Linked DNA regions of Homo sapiens: region 2 is linked to region 1. Evidence: read pairs that join two places in POLR2A ChIA-PET (ENCODE). Cell type or tissue: Caco-2. All regions are shown on one strand.

What was found. Peaks named below come from ENCODE experiments on the same cell type or tissue, not always from the same donor. Only the 100,000 strongest peaks of a DNase experiment are listed, where the experiment ranks them.
Region 2: POLR2A ChIA-PET joins it to region 1 with 5 read pairs; 1 of 35 experiments calls an interaction of 5 or more read pairs at or near these places.

What each region holds. Positions count from the first base shown.
Region 1 is chr13:110,387,730-110,390,229 of GRCh38, forward strand. The region is part of intron 4 of COL4A2 (collagen type IV alpha 2 chain); the gene reads left to right. Among named protein-coding and RNA genes, the nearest start is that of MIR8073, 48 kb to the left of the region's middle. RefSeq lists an enhancer at 1-184. In Caco-2, no CTCF peak of the experiment used is centred here; DNase peaks (open chromatin) are centred at 575 and 1,122.
Region 2 is chr13:110,516,478-110,518,977 of GRCh38, forward strand. No RefSeq gene overlaps it. Among named protein-coding and RNA genes, the nearest start is that of COL4A2-AS1, 9.5 kb to the left of the region's middle. RefSeq lists an enhancer at 1,346-2,182. In Caco-2, no CTCF peak of the experiment used is centred here; a DNase peak (open chromatin) is centred at 1,459.

The DNA.
Region 1 (2,500 bases):
CCTTGGGAGTGACATCACGGTTTCCTCTTTTAAGGCGATTCTGAGGCTTCCTTCTCCCCAGGCCCCTCCCGCCCAGCTGCTGCAGCTGCTCAGAGCCACCTCGGCCTCCACCTCTGCGGAGCTCTGACCTGCCCTGGCTTGGCTGTGCCTGGGTTTGGGACAGTTCGGTGTGTGTTAAAGAAGCAGAGCTTTAACTGCGTTGAGGGTGTGTTTTCCCTCCTGCCTGCTCTTCTTACCTGCAGTCCAAACACGTGTGCCTCGGTTGTTTCTAAAGCTTCCCCGTGGACTGCATGACTGAAAATGGACTAAATGATGATTATGTTAAGAAGACTTGACAGTGCCACCTTTAGAGGGAAACGCCAAAAGTGGCCCAGAAGGCTGAGGGACAGGGGCCTATGTAAGCTTCACGGGAACAGAATTCCTAAGCTGTAAGGTAACATTTCTATGCAATATGAAACCTGAGAACAAGGCTTAATAACAGCCCCTCCAGGACGGCGGCAAGCGAGCCCTCAAGCGCAGTCTGCATTTCCCCAGCCGCAGCCAGGCAGCTGCCGGCACCTTGGGAGGCACTGGGAGCACGCTGGTGACTTCTCTTGGCCAGTAGGTGTGGGCGTGGCTCGGTGCTCCAGACACTACTTGAAAAGGGAAGGTTTCTGGGACTCCTGGCACCGCGGCCTCTCCTCTGCCCAAATTTCAAGATTTATTTTTACTCGTTGAACGAAAAAGAGAATGAGCCCTGTACTCTGTCATGCTCCAAACTGCTGCCCCATTTTTAGACCACAGAGCAAGATGAATGCTGTTGGAAGGAATGTGTTTATGAGAGAGACAGTTTTTAATCCATCAGAGAGCAATACTTGCGACTTTAAATATGGCATATGGTGAAAAAGTGTCCCTGTGATGAGTCAGCAAAAAAAATTATTTCACCCCTCACATATACGAGGGTTTGATTAGCTCACTGATTGCAGTTTTACTAGTGTGCAGCACAGACTCAAATTTAAATATAGCTTGAGGGAAAACTCTGACATCAGAATTTGTGCATGATAAACTGTGTTGCTCAAACTTCAAAGGTCTGGTCTCCACTGCTTCCGGGACCTCCCCCTGCCTCCCAGGGGACAGATTCCTCGTGTGATCCCACAGGCCAGCTGCTTCAAAGCTGTGTCTTTCCTTGGGCCCCTTCTGACCCATTGGCTCCCCTGTCTCCACTCCTCACGGTCTGCCCTCACCCTCTGTGATCATGGCTGTGGCCCTGCGATCTCCATCCTGTCTCCTTGTGACAGATTTTCCACCTCACCCTTTCTTTAAGCAGCTGACACTCAGACCCATCCTTCCTTTGTGTCTGATGTCTTTGGTTGGGTTTATAAAGGCAAGACACTTCTCCCAACCCATGCAGGACGTCCTCACAGATCAGCTTCTTCAAGGAGACCTAGCCCAGCCCGTGAATGAGTGGTGGCAGCGCTGGCAGCATGAGAACAGGAGTTGAAACCTGCTCTCACCCCGGCCAAAGATCACATCGCTTCCCTTTCCTATAAAGTAGTGCATCATGTGGAGGACATTTCGTGTCTGTAAAGTACCATCACCCTTTTCTATAAAGTAGTGCATCATGTGGAGGACATTTCGTATCTGTAAAGCACCATCACCCTTCTCCCTAATCTGTGCATGTGTGTATCTGTAGAAGTGTGCGTGTGCGAGAATCCACCCTTCATGATTTAATTGAAATCACAGAGCAGTGATCAGCAGCAGCGAAGATGACCCTCACAGCTGGGGAGCCCATGCTTGATGTGGTCAGCATTGCCTCCCTGCAGGAGGGCCCGGCTCAGGGAGTCCTTCTCAGACCCCTCTGTCTTCCCTATGGTCTATTAATCTCCCCATGCAAGGGAAGATGATGGACATCAAATCGACTGTAGGCTGTGCTCCTCTGTGCACTCTCACGAGCACTAACACCTCCCAGCATGATTCTCCAGGACTGCGGCTCCAAGAGGAAAGCTGGCCCCAGAAGCAGGCTGCTGTTCAGGGCCTCCTTGCCTGGTCCAGTCCTTGCTTAGGTGAACTCCAGCTGACCAAGATAAGCATTCACTGCATTTGGTTTAAGCAGCCTTTCGTGTTTATTGTGTTAGTGGGTGCTTTTCTTTCTAAAGCAAAAAAAAAAAAAGTTTAAAAATTTTTAAAACTACCCTACTTCTTTTATGACTTTTACTCCCTTCTCAAAAATATCAGTGTTTCCTAAGTTCGATAATAGCATTTGACCAAGTATAGTACACACTTGATGAAATTAACTCAGTTTTATTAAATGCCTATTTTATTGGCATGGGATGATTTAAGATGAAGACTCTCAGTGTTAACGGCCTCAATTCATTTATTCAAAAAGCATGTATTGAGCCTGCTCTGGGTGCCAGCTACTATGCTAGGTGCAAGGATGTAAATATTCGTAAGACACAATCACCCCACTCAGGATTTTTTGCTGTCTACTTTTATTGTCCTGTGAAGAGGAAAGTTTGGAGAG
Region 2 (2,500 bases), 130 kb after region 1:
GAGCCATCTGAAAGAGCTCCCAAGATGAAGCCATCTGAATAAGAAAGTGAGACAGTACTGGATAACAACCCAAAGAATAAATATCCACGAGTCCATTCTGAGTCCTCAGCCTTCCTCTCTAAGGATAAACTGCTGTTCCCAGCACTCAGCGAGGTTCTCAAGGCTGAACGGTGTCCGAGGGAGAGTGACTTATGGGTGGCACATCTCCTGCACGGCCTGTGCCCAGCTGTGTGGGGCGGCTACAGCTCCGATGTTGATGCACGTGTGTGTGCAGCTGTGCAGTGGCACGTGTGGCACACGTACACCCTCCCCAGAAAAGAAGCACCTTTCCTGCTCCTACACCTCCCCGTCAGGCACCTCTCACAATTCTGCCAAAACCAAGGGAGATGAAAAACGAAATGTCACAAAGGCAATGTGCCTTTTTTTTTTTTTTTTTTTTTTTTGAGACGGAGTCTGGCTCTGTTGCCCAGGCTGGAGGCTGGAGTGCAATGGCAGGATCTCGGCTCGCTGCAGCCTCCACCTCCTGGGTTCAAGCAATTCTCCTGCCTCAGCCTCCCGAGTAGCTGGGAGAGGTGTGCACCAGCACACCCGGCTAAATTTTTTTGTATTTTTTAACAAAGATGGGGTTTCATCGTGCTGGCCAGGCTGGTCTTGAACTCCTGACCTCAAGTGATCCCCTCCCAAAGTGCTAGGATTACAGGCATGAGCCACCCCGCCTGGCCCCAAGGCAATGTGCTTTAAAGTGAAGCTGGCTGTCTCTCTGGCATTACAGAAAAAGGGAAAATCATTGCTTTCTGGCCATTTTTCTGTAGTGGCTGCTTCATGGTGACATTACTTTGCTGGGGTTGGAGGTGGAAGAGGATGGTCATCTTCCTCCTGTGGTCCAGCCTCTGCAAAGTGCTCTCCCAGGTGCTTTTCCTGCCTCCCACTACTCTGTGAAGTAGGTACAATATACTCCATTTCATAAAGAGATTTTCCCCAAAGATGGCAAATCAACTTGCCCAAGATAACACAACCCACGTGCTCAGGGGGCATTCAAGCCAAACCTCTACACTCCCTTCAGGAACCGAGCTGACTTCCTAAAAACAGTGACCACTGAGCATCAACCATGTGCCAGGCACCCGAGGCACTTCATATAACATTACCTGCCATGTCCAGAAGCCTCAAAGGGTGGGGTCATTTCCACATACTCGAGAGTCCCTGCACCTGAGGGGTATTTCACAATTTCATTGTACAAGCCCATTTTAATTAACTAGGTTCTTCTCAGAGGCCAGGAACACTTAGAGATGAGAGGCTGCAGCTGCAAAGCCACATGGGATGGGGCAGGAGGGGACTGCTGTCTTCCCGAGTTTAAAATACACCCAGGAGCCCTCTTCCCCCACCCCACCTGCAGATTCACACTTGAGAGGACCTTGCCACATGCAAGGGTGACTCAGGGACCTTCTCCTCGCATTTATGGCCAAAGTACAAGAACAAAGGGCAGATGGGGTGGAGGCCACTTAGAAGATGTGGGTCCTGTGACGGCATAAACCAGCCCTAAAGCTGGAGCCATTCCTGCAGAGGCCATTTCATCCCACATGGGACAGGACCCCGCTTCTCCTCTGGGTGGGACCCATTCTTTTGCCTTGAGCTGGCTTATTCTTAACTGTACACTCACAAACATAATCCATTTTATCTGCAGGATTCCTGGGAAAGGAATTCTTGCATTCAGATTATGAGGACTCTGTCCAGGGGGCTCTCACACCTCCCTCAAAGCAGAGAGAGCTCGCCCCTGGCCATGGGAGCCGCCCGCCACACAGGGGCTGGTGAATGAGGTCGCCACGCAGTGAGGCTGAGGGAGGGGGTTTGGAAGTGCTACTGGGGATGACAGTGGCCAGTCCCAGGCCTGCCACCTTCAGACCAAGAGCAGGCACGAGCCAACCCTGGTTACTTAACTGAGACCAGCTCCCAAGAGACAGCATTCCAGGCCCCCATGCCTTCTCCCGGTGGGAAAATCTGGATGGAGGATAAAAAAAGGGGCTGAGGCTTGTCCTGGATCCGTGGGTATCCACCATTTGCAGCCCGAACAACCAAGCCCACCTTTAGGGGAGGAAACACATGGCAGCAACTGGAACGTGGCATTGAAAGTCCGAGGCTCAGATTCCCAAGCCGCCATGCCCCAGGCAGGACCTTCCACAATGACATCCCAAGAAAACAGCCAACGTAGACTGAGCTGGGAGGGCCTGGTGAGGAAGTGGGTGGGGCTGGGAGCCAAGGCCTGGGCGTGTCTCACTCCGGCCACTGACACCCTGACCCAGGAGGCACCTTCTCGGGCCTTGGGTCCACATATCCTCCAGCAAGGTGCCCTCCAGATCCGATACCTGAGGGCTGGGCCAGTGGCTTCAAGGCAAACACAAAGTGAAGGGGAGGGACACAGAGCTTCATAACCACGCAAGGACGCTTGCTCTGAAGGCGTCAGCTCTCCCTGAAGGAGGCAGCCTGGACCACAAGGGAGGACTGG